Linked DNA regions of Homo sapiens: all the other regions are linked to region 3. Evidence: chromatin loops called from intact Hi-C (ENCODE). Cell type or tissue: PC-3. All regions are shown on one strand.

Region 1 (5,000 bases), 380 kb after region 3:
AGAAGAAAGGAGAAGGAGAGGAGAGAGAGAGAGAAGGAGGGAGAAGAGAGAGAAAGGAAAGAGAGAGAAAAAGAAAGCAACTTCCCGGGTGGGCATGGTGGCTCACGCCTGTAATCTCAGCACTTAGGGAGGCTGAGGTGGGCAGATCACTTGAGGTCAGGAGTTTGAGACCAACCTGGCCAATATGGTGAAACCCCATCTCTACTAAAAATACAAAAATTAGCCGGGCGTGGTGTTGGGCACTTGTAGTCCCAGCTACTTGGGAGGCTGAGACAGGAGAACCCCTTGAACCCAGGAGGCAGAGGTTGCAGTGAGCCAAGATCACACCACTGCACTCCAGCCTGGGCAACAGAGTGAGATTCTGTCGAAAAGAAAAAAGAAAAGACAAGAAGAGAAAAGAAAAGAAATTTCCCTACAAAGAAACAAAAATTAAATTGGGTTCTGCTCCTCACTGGGGACAATGGATGCCGGAAGACAACAGAGCAGTAACCTCAAAAGTTTTGGAGATGAAAATTATTTTGAACTTAGCATTTTAGGCCAGGCGCAGTGGCTCACACCTGTAATCCCAGCACTTTGGGAGGCTGAGGCGGGTGGATCACCTGAGGTCAGGAGTTCAGGACTAGCCTGGCCAACGTGGTGAAACCTCATCTCAACTAAAAATACAAAAAAATTAGCTGGGCGTGGTGGCGGGCACCTGTAATCCCAGCTACTTGGGAGGCTGAGGCAGGAGAATCTCTTGAGCCCAGGAGGCGGAGCTTGCAGTGAGCCGAGATCATGCCACTGCACTCCAGCCTGGGCAACAGAGTGAGACTCCATCTCAAAAAAAAAAAAAAAAAAAGAAAGAAAAAGAAAAAAGAAAAATAGAAATAGATGTATAACTTTTTAATCTGTTAAAGGGTAGTTACTAGAAAAATAGAAACAGATGTATAACTTCTTTAATCTGTTCCTAAACTACTGGAGGAACAATAATAAAATAACCACTCCTCAAAGGACAAGAAATAAAGCATGAAACTATCCGTGGCTAGGTGTGGTGGCATACATCTGTAATCCCAGCTACTCAGGAGGCTGAGGCATGCGAATTGCTTGAATCCAGGAGGTGAAGGTTGCAGTGAGCCAAGATCGAGCTACCGCACTCCATTCTGGGTGACAGAGAGAGACTCTGTCTCAAAAAAAAAAAAAAAAGAAAAAAGAAAGAATATATGTATCAATTAGTGTCATACCAGCTGAGAGTTACAGACAACTTGATTCCCTGTGGCTTACAGAAAGAAGTGACTTGACTTTCTCGTGTTACAGAAAAGTTCAGACACGCCTGGCAGCAGACAAGGCTTGGAGCAGGGGTTTAAACAGTGCTCACAGGACTGAGTCTGTCCTTGTGTGGAGGCTGCCTTCCTCCACACTGCTCTCATCCTCAGGCCCTACACGGAGGCAGGTTACCTCCATCAGCTACTTCTGTCTTCCCAGTTCCAGTCCAGTGGGAAAGGGCCACCCTTCTACTAACAGTTCCACCAAATGCTCATTGTCCCTCATCAGCCTGATGGGCTTATGCGTGCAGGGGGACACAGGCTGTGATTAGCCAAGCCCTGAGCCACCTGCCCATCCTAGAATCAGGAAGGAAGTTGGAGTTGAGAGTGGCTTAAGAAGGAACATAGCAGCCAGGCGTGGTGGCTCACGCCTGTGATCCCAGCACTTTGGGAGGCTGAGGTGGGCAGATCACCTGAGGTCAGGAGTTCGAGACGAGCCTGGCCAGCATTGCAAAACTCTTTCTTTACTAAAAATACAAAAGTTAGCTGGGCATGGTGGCATGTGCATGTAATCCCAGCGAGTCGTGAGGCTGGGCCTGGGAGGCAGAGGTTGCACTGAGCAGAGATTGCACCACTGCACTCCAGCCTGGGCAACAGACCAAGACTCCATCTTAAATAAATAAATAAATAAATAAAAGAATGAGCCTGGCTTTAATTACATTTTAAAATAACTTACAGAGTGTAACTGGATTGTTTGTAACTCAAAGGATAAATGCTTGAGGGGATAGATACCCCATCCCCATGGTGTGTTTATTTCATATTGCATGCCTGTATCAAAATATCTCATGTACCCCATAAATATATACACCTACTATGTACCCACAAAAATTAAGTTAAAATATATATATAATGTATATACACATATATACATGTATATATATATATATATATATATATATATATATATATATGTATATATAAAAGAAAAAAGAAAGAATTAGCCTGACCAAGCACAGTGGCTCACACCTGTAATCCCAGCACTTTGGGAGGCCAAGACAGGAGGAACACTTGAGCCCAGGAGTTCAAGACAAGCCTGAGTAACACGTCAAAACCTTCTCTTTACAAAAAATACAAAAATTAGCTGGCACGCTGACACACACCTGTAGTCCCGGCTACTTGGGACTAAGCAACATTGCCTAGACATCGTCAGATCCCTCTCTGATCCCCTCTCCAGCAGAGGTTCTCTTGCTCTCCTCCCTCCGGTAAGTAGCTCCATCCCATAGCCTCTGAAGTTTGCATGCCATGAGGGACCGCCCCCTCCAGCAAATCTGTCAAGGCTTTGACCAAAGAAAACGTATGCATTCTACTGCCATCTTGTGGTCATGTCTTTTTCTTTGCTCAGCCTCCAAACCCCTCAAACCCTACAATTACCTCCTGTGCTTATTGAGGAATAGAAGGACCAGAGACATGGGGGATACTCCTCAGGCCACAGAGCTAGTCAGGGTGGTGCTAGGACTAGAACTTTACTCCCTTGACTCGGTGGCATTTTACTTTCACCCGCAGGTTTTCGCTGGACTTCCTGGTTTCACTAGACCGGGGGTCAGCAAACAACACCCCATGGGCTGAATCCGGCCCACTGCTCATTTTGTCAATAAAGTTTTATTGGCACACAGCCACACTGGTTTATGTATTGTCTGTGTCAGCTTTCTTGCTACAGCAGCACTGTTGAATAGTTGCAACGGGGACCACAGAGCCAGCAAAACCTGAAATATTTGCACTCTGGCCCTTTACAGAAAAGGTTTGCAGACCCCCGCCCCAGTAGTGGACCCTGCTAGTCCTGAAGGTAGATTCCAGTTTATAGAATCTCAGTGTGACATGATGCGATGGACTGAGATATAGCCAAACACCAACCACTTTGAAATTGTTGAAATAGTTGAAAATCCTTGCTCTCCATTTTTAACTCTGGATTGGCTCTGGGTTACAGACGCATGGGTTTTTAGTGCTGCAATAGATGCTTCCTTAAATCCACTACCTGATGCCCCCCCGTGAGGAGATCGGAAAGGCAAGCCTAGTTGCTCTTATTAGAAAAGAAACAGGCCGGGCGTGGCTGCTCACTCCTGTAATCCCGGCACTTTGGGAGGCCAAGTTGGGCGGATTGCCTGAGGTCAGGAGTTTGAGACCAGCCTGGTCAACATGGTAAAACCCTGTCTCTACTAAAAATAAAAAAAAATTAGCCAGGCGTGGTGGTGGGCACTTGTAATCCCAGCTATTCGGGAGGCTGACGTAGGAGAATCACTTGAATCCGGGAGGTGGAGGTTGCAGTGAGCCAAGATCATGCCACTGCACTCCAGCCTGGAAGACAGAATGAGACTCTGTCTCAAAAAAAAAGAAAAAGAAAAGGAAAAGAAAACAATAGCCAGCCCCAGTGTGTGTTGTTTCCATCTTTGTGTCCATGTATCCTCATCATTCAGGTCCCGCTTGTAAGTAAGAACATGTAGTATTTGATTTTCTGTTCCCACGTTAGTTTGCTAAGGATAACGGCCTCCAACTCCACCCATGTCCCTGCAAAGGACATGATCTCATTCTTTTTTTATGGCTACATAGTATTCTATGTTGTGTATATGTACCACATTTTCCTTATCCGGTCTATTATTAATGGGCATTTAGGTTGATTCCATGTCCTGGCTATTGTGAATAGTGCTGCAGTGAACATATGCGTGACATCATCTAGACTTCATCAGACCCACTCTCTGATCCCCTCTCCACCAGGAGTTCCTTTGCCCTCTCCTTTCTGGGAAGTGGCCCCATCCCATAGCCTCTGAAAGTTGCACACTGTGAAGGAGTTCTGTGTGTCTTTATGGTATGATTTATATTCCTTTGGGTATATACACGAGTTCACTTGTGGATATGGTTTGGCTGTGTCCCCATCCAAATCTCATCTTGAATTGTAGCTCCCATAATTCCCACGTGTTGTGGGAGGGACCCAGTGGGAGATAACTGAATCATGAGGGCGGTTTCTCCCATTCTGTTCTCATGGTAGTGAGTAAGTCTCACAACATATGATGATTTTATAAGGGGTCTCCCCTTTTGCTTGACTCTCTTTCTCTCTTGTCTGCCACCATGTAAGACGTGCCTTTCACCTCCCACCATGATTGTGAGGCCTCCCTAGCTACGTGGAACTGTGAGCCCATTAAACCTCTTTTTCTTTATAAAATACTCATTCTTACATGCACATGTATGTTTATTGCAGCACTATTTACAATAGCAAAGACTTGGAACCAGCCCAAATGTCCATCGATGATAGACTAAAGAAAATGTGGCACATATACACCATGGAATACTATGCAGCCATAAAAAAGAATGAGCTCATATCCTTTGCAGGGACATGGATGAAGCTGGAAACCATCATTCTCAGCAAACTAATGCAGGAACAGAAAACCAAACACGGCTTGTTCTCACTCATAAGTGGGAGTTGAACAATGAGAACACATGGACACAGGGAGGGGAACATCACACACTGGGACCTGTTGGGGGGTGGGGGACAAGAGGAGGGAGAGCGTTAGGACAAATCCCTAATGCATGTGGGGCTTAAAACCTAGATGATAGGCTGATAGGTGCAGCACACCACCATGACACATGTATACTTACGTAACAAACCTGCATGTTCTGCACATGTATCCCAGAACTTAAAGTAAAATAAATAAATAATTGCCCAGTCTCGGGTACATCTTTTTTTTTTTTTTTTTTTTTTTTTCCAGA
Region 2 (5,000 bases), 57 kb after region 3:
TTGACAGGGATGTGGTCTTTTGTAAAGTGACATGTGAATATTGCCATTTACTAGTCTTGTAGCAGTGGGCCTCAGTTTTATCATCCTTGAAATGGGAATAATGATGCCTCCTCTCCCAGAGCTCGTGTGAGTTCAAAGGGGTTGCACTTGCCAAGCGCCTGGCACCGTGTCAGCCCCAGTGAATGGTAGGGGTGCGGGGCTGGCGGGTCTCTGCCTGCAGCCGGCCAGGAAGTGGACCTTAGAGAATGCTGCAAGGCTGGGTCTGGCCCAGTAAAGAGCTCCAGGAGGACGGAGCGTGAGAATCAGGCAGGAACTCATTTTATACTTCGGATCAGCACAAGGGCCCGGGGAATTAGCTCTTCCTGAGGACTTCTCTGGATCCCTTGGAGAGCAGTGATGTGCCGACTAGAGTGCAGGGGTGGCTCCAGTGAGGGGTTGGCACTGCCTCCCCGAGGAGCCCTGAGCAGAATCTTCCCCCTGGCCAGGACGCCCTGCACTCCCTGCCCTCTGTGCAGCTCCTTTCTCCCTGAGGATTTCAACCGTCCAGGTGTTCAAAGGCTTCTCCCAGGACAGGTCCAGGGTCTCCTTCAAGCCCCTGCTCATTGCACCTAGGAAGTGATTGGGTCCGACCCAAGAACAGCCTCCTTGCTAAGCTGTCTCGGGCCCACACAGGAGCCCAGAGCTCTCAGGGCAGGGGAGGGATTTGCCCCTCTTCCCAGGGCTTCACCAGGAATGCCTGAGGGCAGGACAGGGTGGCAGGGCCCCGGCAGTCACGGTCTCTTCCACATTGCAGACTGAGGCCCTTCACCTCCTACAAGCTGCGCCTGAAAGCCACCAACGACATTGGGGACAGTGACTTCAGTTCAGAGACAGAGGCGGTGACCACGCTGCAGGATGGTGAGCAACCCGGGGCCCAGACCGCGTTCCTGGCCGCTGCCCCTGGAGCCCGAGATACTTAGGCCACACTTTCGTCTTGAGCCAGAAAGGGGCCACCAGGGAGTGGTGGAAAGCAGTAGAATTCCATTAGTGACAGACAGCTCGGAGGGTTTCCGCACAGCCTGTGGTCATAAATCAAGGTTTCAAGGGCTTCCAAATGGAATGGAAGTTTCTTTGATTGGCTTCTAAAGCCCCTACTATCCATTAGCATCCCAGAAATTGAATAATTGATAGGGTCATTAAAAATAAATGTCAGCGGGTAGCTGGGTTTTAAGAGATTTTCCCCATTTTTCTCATTCACGAGCCACTCTTTGACAACAGCGCAGGTAAGTGATGGGAAGCGAGGTCTCCTCAGAGCTCCAGGTGGCGTTTTCAGCCGCTCCGTCCTACCTCGGCGGCGTCAGGCCTGAAGATGGATTGTTATTCTGTGTGGCCCAGGCCTGTGGCGAGCCCAGGAGGCAGCTCTATCAGCCGCGTCCAGCGGTGATCACAGGACGGGTGGGATGGAAAAGAGTGGATGGTGGGTAATAGCTCAGCTCCCAGGCTGGAAACCCAGTACTTAGTTCACCCAGCAGCGTTTCATCATCATTCCCGCAACCTATCCCCAAAGCACTGTCTTTTCCATTTAACGCTCCAGTGGAAGAATTTTCCAATAAACCAATTTCCAGCTGGCTCACCCTGTGACCTCACATCTCCACTTCTGCTCTCTCGATGACCTGGAAGTGTGGTTTCTCCCACATAGGCCTCCCTTGGCCTCAGGGACCAGCAGAGGGTTTGAGCAAACCATTCCCGGCTTCTCAGCAACTCACAGAGGCTGTTTTGCTGCAAACCCTGCACTCCCAGCAGAGCAGAACCTGCAAGAGCCTCCAACAGGCCCCAGCTGTGCTCCCAGGAAAAGCACACTTGCCCCTGGAAAAGCACTGGCTGGCTTCTGTGGCTCCTGCCTCTCATCCAGCTCTTTTCTGAGCACAAATCCTGGGAGTTTATTGGAGCTTTGGGGAAAGCCAGTGAGAAAGAGAGGAGCCGTCCCGGGTATATGGGGTGGTCCAGGGCCCTAGTGAGCCCTGCTGGGCCCTGAGGAGCCGGGCTGAGCCCCAGGAGCTCACTGTCCAAGGGTCCCACATCGTTAGATTCAACCAACTGTGGATTGAAATGTTCAGAAAAAAAGTTAAAAATACAAATTAAAGATATACAGTGTAACAACTGTGTATTTGTTTGGAGAGTGTTATGACCTTGTACAATTTCTAGATTACTCATGAGAGCTCCTACAATTATAACATTGTAACATTGTTATGTAACAGTATTACAAATTATAACGTTGTAGGAGGACTGATGAGTAACCTAGAAATGATTTAAAGTATGCGGGAGGATGTGTGCAGGTTACACCTAGAAATGATTTAAAGTATTCAGGAGGATGTGTGCAGGTTACATGCAAATACTGCACCACTTTATTGTTAGCAAACCTGGAGGCAAAAGCTACTTGTAACTGGAAAAGCCTTTCCGGTTAATCTACTTAAAGTGGGGACCAATTTCACACTAAACCACAAGGGAAAGGCTTTGCAGGAACTAAATTACAAAACAAAAACTATATAAATGCATTCATTTTAACGTTACCTTTAACACAGTTGAGGTAATGTTTGCAACTAAGCACTAAATCTTAGAATAAAGAACAAAACCCCACACAAGCTGATGTCATTGTCGTAATCTCTCTGACAGATTGTGTGAAAGCAAAGTGCAACAGCCTCCTTTGACCTCCAGGGCAGCATCCAAAAGGACCATTTTTGAAAAAAATATTGAAGGGCCTCTTCAGACTCCAGAGGCCTTTCTTACCCTTTGATATTCAGATTGGGCTTTGATGCACCTATCTTGTCATCGCCTTCCCTGGGATGTGCAGTTTCTCTTTGCAATGGAGTTGCATTGTATTTGTGTTGTATTGTCTTACACTATCTAGAGATTGACAGGCACAGACTCTCTCCAGGGGTTGGGGAACCCTCGGCAAGATAGGGAGAGTCCTCTGAGTATGTGGACGGTTTACTGATGAACAGTTTCTTTTTATAGTGATTTCTATTTCCCTGCACAACCTCACAACTCAAGGACATTGAGAACTCCCTGTAATGGCACCGCTGTATCACCAGGGCTGTCAGGAAGCTGGCTAGAGGGCCCACCATTAAGCTGGAACCACAGGAGGTTAAGGGGGTTGGAGGGAGACCCATCCCTAAAACAGAACGGGGAAGGTGGAGGTGTGACTGATGCAGGCACTGCCAGGGCTGAGGAGGGGGTGTCTGGCAGGTCCAGAGGAAAATCACAGAGCCGGTGACCCCGGGACCCAATCTTGGGTTCTAAGTGGAGAGGCATCTGCTAGATGCACAAGTGTGCCTGTGGGAAGAACATCGTCATTCCGTTCAGTGAATATGGACTGGATACAGAATGCGTGTCACACTTCTGCTGGGCCCCCGGGATCTTACAGCTGGGAGGCATAAGAGTTCAGCTCAATATGCCAAGACAGGACCACACAGATTTGGAGGGAGCAGAGGAGGCAGGGAAGAGGGGCACAGAAGACCTCTTGGATGTGGCAGATGACAAGAAGTTTAGTTTGGCTAGAGTGCAGGGCATGGCCATAGGCAGAGGTCAAACCAGCCTTGTCCCTCCAGAGAGCAGAGCAGAACCATGGCAGACTCCCCTTCACTTCACCCTGCTGTCCCAGCCAGCTGCAACCTCACCAGAAATCAATCTCCTTTCCTGACAGCCTTTTAGTGTTTCAAACCAAGTGACCTGGCATGATCATGTGTCCTATTCAGGAAAAGTAGCTCTCACCTAGGTATCTTAAAAAAAAGAGAAAAAGATAAGTTCCCCTGCTCTCCCAGAAGACCTGAGCCCTGCAGGGAGGGTCTCGAGCCAGAGAGCTCCAGGACAGCCTCACTGGAGGGGTGGCTCTCGGAATGTCCACCACAGGGAGAGCCCAGTCTGGGTCTGTTTCTCGGGGCCATTGTTAAGGTTGGCTCCCTCCTATCCCGAGGACAGGCTTTGAAGGAGAAGCTCTGGGAAGCCCCGAGGAAGGGCAGGAGAAGGGGACCCCTGGAGAAGGAAGGAGGCAGGGCTCACCAGCCTCCCCATACTCACTGAGGGTGGCCCTGGGAAGGGCGGCAGAACATAACAACCACCCTGACCCCCGCTTTCCTCTCCTGTGTGTTTCAGTTCCAGGAGAGCCCCCGGGATCTGTCTCAGCGACGCCACACACCACGTCCTCTGTCCTGATACAGTGGCAGGTAAGAGCGCGGGGAATCACGCGCGTTTTGTCAAATGTGTTCTCATTTCCCTGCGCATTCAGCCACAACGGCTGACATGGACTGCAAGCTGAGCCCTGAGCTAAGCGTTTGAGAGTAGAACCAAGGAGACACACCCTCAGACTCAAAAACGCGAGGGGGAAATGGTGTCAATTATCATCTCGGTGTAATTTCCAAAACATTAGAAGCAGGACTGTGATGCACGTAGAGAATGAACTTGACTCCCCTTATTCAGGAGGGACCGGCAGGATGGGGAGGCCAGTCTGAGAGCGTTGGAGGAACTGGGTATGTCTTGGCATTTCACCGAGGACGTTGGAGCAAGGCTTCTGTGTATACACAAATTGGTTATCGCCCTACAAGGCAGTAAAACTGCAACCGCTGGAGTTAGCTTTTCTAGAGAAGTCATCTGCAACCAGACAAAATATCTACCGGATTGTACATATTTTCCCAAAGTCTGGGGGTGGGTGGTGGTGGTGGTGGTGGTTGTTGTTGTTGTTATTATTATTATTATTATTATTATTATTATTATTATTATTATTATTTTGGGACAGAGTCTCACTCTGTCACCAGGCTGGAGTGCAGTGGCACAATCTAGGCTCCCTGCAACCTCTGCCTCCCGTGTTCAAGCGATTCTCCTGCCTCAGCCTCCCAAGTAGCTGGGATTACAGGCGCATGCCCCTACACCCAACTAACTTTTGTATTTTTAGTAGAGATGGGGTTTCACCATGTTGACCAGGCTGATCTTGAACTCCTGACCTCAGGTGATCCACCCACCTCAGC
Region 3 (5,000 bases):
TAGCAAGGACACTTGCATTTTTTTTTTTTTTTTTGAGACGGAGTCTCGCTCTGTCACCCAGGCTGGAGTGCAGTGGTGCGATCTCGGCAAGCTCCGCCTCCCGGGTTCACACCATTCTCCTGCCTCAGCCTCCTGAATAGCTGGGACTACAGGTGCCCGCCACCACACCACGCCCGGCTAATTTTTTGTGTTTTTAGTAGAGACGGGAGTTTCACCGTGTTAGCCAGGATGGTCTCGATCTCCTGACCTCATGATCCACCCGCCTTGGCCTCCCAAAGTGCTGGGATTACAGGCGTGAGCCACCGCACCCGGCGGAAAAATTTGCATTTTTTAAAACTCACCGATCTGTCAAAATAGTTCAAGCAAGAGGTTGGGAGCTTCTACATCAGGGTCCTACCACTGAAATCAAGCAAATGTAAGAGAGGCTGTGGAGGAGACCCCACCATGTGCAGCAGGGGAGGGGTGACAGAAGGAGCACTGACCCTCGATGACAGAGGACGATGGTGTCGTGACCAGAAATAGAGCCTTCCACAGGCGGAGCCCGTCTTGGGAGGAAGATCGCGGTTCTGGGGTGAGGCTGTCACATGTGAGCTGCTGGACCCCAGAAGCGTCTGCCTGTGGTCGGTAGGAAGGAGGTCCCGCACCCAGGTCTCTGTCTCCTTGTGGAGGGACAGGAAGGGCCCTAGGAAGGAAGCCATGCAAGAGAGAAGAAAGAGGAGGCAAGGACACACTCAGGAGGGTCAGAGAAAGGGCCAGATGGGGAGTGGAGGGAGATCGAGAGAGCCAGCACCCCAGGAACCCAAGCATGGAGCTCAGGATCAGGGAACAAAGCCCATCACTCCACAGCCCTTCTGCCTCTGAAGATCCAAAGAATATTAAACAGGAAAGACAAAACAAACGACAACCCGGAAAGACAGAAGTCCCCAGGGAAGGGCTGGGAATCTAGAGCTGGGCTGATTCAAAGCCTGAAGCTTCCTTGGGAGTGAAGATAAACGCAGCACAGCGTCGAGTCCCCTGCCGGCTTATGAGGTGTGCAAACTCTGCGATTTGTTTGAGGGAACTGGCCTCTGGGCCTTCCTGGTTTCCTGTGCCTTTACCAGAAGCCCCCATCTGTCCCTCCCTCTGCAGGGGCCCTCCAGCCACCTCCTCTCAGGAGGTTTCATTTGGCTGTGGTGGGCACGGGGAGGAGCCGTCAGAAGCAGGGGTACTCAGTGTCTGTGGAAGTTGCTAGACGTGCAAGTTTTCCTGCTGACACCAGAGTTTCAGCCAGGCAGGGTGCGCTTGGCTTGGCAGCTTTCCATGGAAGGGGTTCTGGAGCATCTTTTTCTCCTCCTCTTAGCTCTGGATGGAGGGGGGCCACCTCCTCACGTCCCTCCTCCCTTCCCCACACGCAGCTGCACCTTGTCTGCTTCCTCTCCATGTGCAGAATTACCTTTGGGATGAGGTTAATGACTCTCCTCTGAGCAGCCATTGACCCTGGCCTCCGGAGTGCTGAGCTCACCATGGCCACCAGAGCCTCCCAGCAGGGGTGTTCCTGGTCCTGCCCTGCCCACCAGTTTCCACCAGTTTTTCCAGAGGCCGGATCTCATGTGCACAAACAGACCAAGCCTCCTGGCCCACTGGCGCCAAACCCCGGCCAGACCTGGGAGTGGGCAAGCTGGGGCTGCGTGGCGGGCGGCAGCATCCCCGTGGGTATAACAGACAGACAGCTCCCCTAATGGGCCTGAAGGACCGCCCCTACCGGGTGGCATTTGAAATAGATGCCATTTCTGCCTTTGTCCGAAATATCATAAAGTACTGTTTATTAGCCTTAAAAAAAGTTAAAAAAAAAAAAAAAAAAAAAAGCCGTTCAAAATCCCGGCTTCCCCACAGAGCTTTTTTTTTTGGAGACAGAGTCTCACTCTGTCACCCAGGCTGGAGTGTAGTGGTGCGATCTCGGCTCACTGCAAGCTCCGCCTGCCGGGCTCACGCCATTCTCCTGCCTCAGCCTCCAGAGTAGCTGGGACTACAGGCGCCCGCCACCACGTCCAGAGAATTTTTTGTATTTTTAGTGGAGACTGGGTTTCACCATGTTAGCCAGGATGGTCTCAATCTCCTGACCTTGTGATCCACCTTCTTCGGCCTCCCAAAGTGCTGGGATTACAGGCGTGAGCCACCGCGCCCGGCCCCCCACAGAGCTTTGATTTGTTTTATCTTTAAAGAATTCTGCCTCCCTCTACATCAGCACATTGTTAGTGAGCACCCAGTTGCTTCTAGAACATTCTTTCTTGGCCTTGAAATCTAACTAGAGAGCCAGAGGAGCCCAGCCAGGGTTAAAGAACTCCTGTCTCTCACGAAAAAAGAGTCCTGGTCTCTCCAGACAAAAATGTAAACCTTTTATTATAGAAATTTCAGTTTCTCCCCTAGAGGTCGCTAAGTGTAGTTACATTTTTGGTGATCATCTGTTTTGGAGCTCCGTGTAAAGCAACCCATTTTCAGTACTGATTTTTAAATCATTCGCATGTTCATTTGTAAATTCGTTAATGCATTAAACACCAAGTTGAGGCTGGACCCTGGGAGAGATGCTGGAGGTGCAGGGATGCGTGAGACCCTGACCTTGCCTCAGGGCAAGTCCACAAGCAGCCAGAAGTGATGACACATGTGGTGAGAGGACTCAGCAGCCGAGGAGGAGTCAGTGCCGTGGGGGTGGTGCGCTCCAGCAGGGCTTGCCACACTTTCTGTAAAGGTCCCGATAGTGAATACTTGAGGCTTTCCAGGTCAGACGCTCTCAGTTCCAGCTCCGCAGTTCGGCTGCAAAAGCATGAAAGTGGCCAGCAGCCGCACAAACCAGTGACAGTGGCTGTGTTCCAATAAAACTTTATTTACAAAAACAGGAAGTGGGCCAGATTCGGCCCCTGGGCCGGAGTTTGCTGACTGCAGTACTAGAGCCCTGCTTGTTTGTGTTTGAGACGGGGTCTCCCTCTGTGGCCCATGCTGGAGTGCAGTTGCATAATCACCACTCACTGCAGCCTAGACCCTCAGAGCTCAAGCGATCCTCCTGCCTCAGCCTCCAGAGTAGCTGGGACTACAGGCATGCACCACCACACCTAGCTAGATTTTGTATGTTTTATAGAGAATGGGGTCTCACCACGTTGCCCAGGCTGGTCTCGAAGTCCTGGACTCAAGCAAACCTCCCGCTTTGGCCTCCTACAGTGCTGGGATTATAGGCGTGAGCCACTGAACCTGGCCTAGAGCCTGCTTTAATAAACCTGCTAGGGGCCATCACGTTAAAGAAGGTAATTGTGTTTGACTTACTGTTTGTTGATTTGGCCCAGACTCTGTGAAGTTGGATGCTACCTCATAGAAGATTGTAAGTTGCAAAGCCAGAGGTCACGGTTATATTGCTCTCATAGCTGGTTTTATTTCTAACTTTTTGATCTTATTGAGCATTCTTTCTTTCATTCACTCTACATACTTTGACATATATTCCCCTCCGAACCAGTTTTACCATCTTACTAGTTCCTCATTAATGAGTGAAATAAATCTTTGACACACACTATATATTTGTATGAGAATTTGTATGCATGTATGTATTTATTTATTTATTTTTGAGGCAGGGTCTCACTCTGTCATCCAGGCTGGAGTGCAGTGGTGTGATCATAGCTACTGCAGCCTTGACATCCTGGGCGCTAATGATCCCCCTGCATCAGCCTCCTGAGTAGCTGGAACTATGGGCTGTGCCACCATGCCTGGCTAATTTTTTTTTTAATTATTTTGTAGAGATGGGGTCTCCCTCTGTTGCCCAGGCTGATTTTGAACTCCTGGGCTCAAGAGATCCTCCTGCCATGTCTCCCAGGAGCTGTGTTTTTATTTATTTATTTATTCTTTTGAGATGAAGTCGCACTCTGTCACCCTGGCTGGTGTGGAGAGGCACAATCTCAGCTCACAGCAACCTCCACCTCCCAAGTTCAAGCAATTCTCCTGCCTCAGCCTCCCAAGTAGCTGGGATTACAGGCATGTGCCACCATGCCCAGCTAATTTTTGTATTTTTAGCAGAGACGGGGTTTCACCATGTTAGCCAGGCTGATCTTGAACTCCTGACCTCCGGTGATCCACTTGCCTTGGTCTCCCAAAGTGCTGGGATTACAGGTGTGAGCCACCGCGCCTGGCCAGGAGTTATATTTTTTGTTTTTTGTTTGTTCGTTTGTTTGTTTTAGATGGACCTTCACTCTGTCGCCAGGCTGGAGTGCAGTGGCATGATCTCAGCTCACTGCATCCTCCACCCCCCTGGTTCAAGCGATTCTCCTGCCTCAGCCTCGTGAGTAGCTGGGACTACAGGCACGTGCCACCACACCCAGCCAATTTTTGTATTTTTAGTAGAGATGGGGTTTCACCATGTTGGCCAGGCTGGTCTTGATCTCTTGACCTCGTGATCCACCCACCTCAGCCTCCCAAAGTGCTGGGATTACAGGCGTGAGCCACCACGCCTGGCCTGGGAGTTGTGTTTTTAAATGAATGCTTTGACAGTGATCTGCACTGTGCTGGGGGTACTCTGAAGAGGGTATAGGAGTACAGAATTAGGACATAGATTCTGGCAGCCTGGCAGGGGCAGTGAGAGGCTAAGAGGGATGCTGTTCAGAGGCTTCCGAAAGGCCCGGATGCTCTCCAGATTCCAAAGGAGTCAGCCAGTTGCAGAGAGGAGGGGTGGAAGGAGCAGACACACTCTGAGAGGGGGAAGAGTGGTGCAGGGGGACAGGTGTTGGAGACTGCGTGATGCCTCCAGGTAATGACAAACCGCGGCTGCAGGAGGAAGTGCAGGCAGAGCCTAATGGAGCCATGTGGCACCTGCCTGGGTTCCCCAATCATTTGGCACCTGTTCCAATCGACATCTTTCAAAAAGGGAGACCAGGCACTGGGCGGGAAGGGCAGGGTAGTTTGACCTTGGCTGCCACCTTCAGTGGTCCACCCTTTTCCCAATCCATTGATCCTGGCCCTGAAACTGTTTTATGCTCAGCAAAACA

Evidence for each region. Hi-C counts contacts between places; a loop is a spot of excess contacts. Peaks named below come from ENCODE experiments on the same cell type or tissue, not always from the same donor. Only the 100,000 strongest peaks of a DNase experiment are listed, where the experiment ranks them.
Region 1: it touches region 3 in a loop (6-fold over the local background); 4 of 110 quality-filtered maps call a loop at or near these places.
Region 2: it touches region 3 in a loop (11-fold over the local background); 2 of 110 quality-filtered maps call a loop at or near these places.

What each region holds. Positions count from the first base shown.
Region 1 is chr7:4,476,978-4,481,977 of GRCh38, forward strand. No RefSeq gene overlaps it. Among named protein-coding and RNA genes, the nearest start is that of FOXK1, 200 kb to the right of the region's middle. In PC-3, a CTCF peak has its summit at 2,628 (motif pointing left); a DNase peak (open chromatin) is centred at 2,584.
Region 2 is chr7:4,157,655-4,162,654 of GRCh38, forward strand. It overlaps SDK1 (sidekick cell adhesion molecule 1), which reads left to right. Exons shown (of 45, transcript NM_152744.4): 31 at 794-897; 32 at 4,132-4,202. Among named protein-coding and RNA genes, the nearest start is that of FOXK1, 520 kb to the right of the region's middle. In PC-3, no CTCF peak of the experiment used is centred here; a DNase peak (open chromatin) is centred at 2,337; H3K27ac peaks cover 1,563 bases.
Region 3 is chr7:4,101,133-4,106,132 of GRCh38, forward strand. All of the region lies in intron 22 of SDK1 (sidekick cell adhesion molecule 1), which reads left to right. Among named protein-coding and RNA genes, the nearest start is that of FOXK1, 580 kb to the right of the region's middle. RefSeq lists an enhancer at 1,639-2,139. In PC-3, a CTCF peak has its summit at 2,422 (motif pointing right); a DNase peak (open chromatin) is centred at 2,679; H3K4me3 peaks cover 660 bases; H3K27ac peaks cover 483 bases.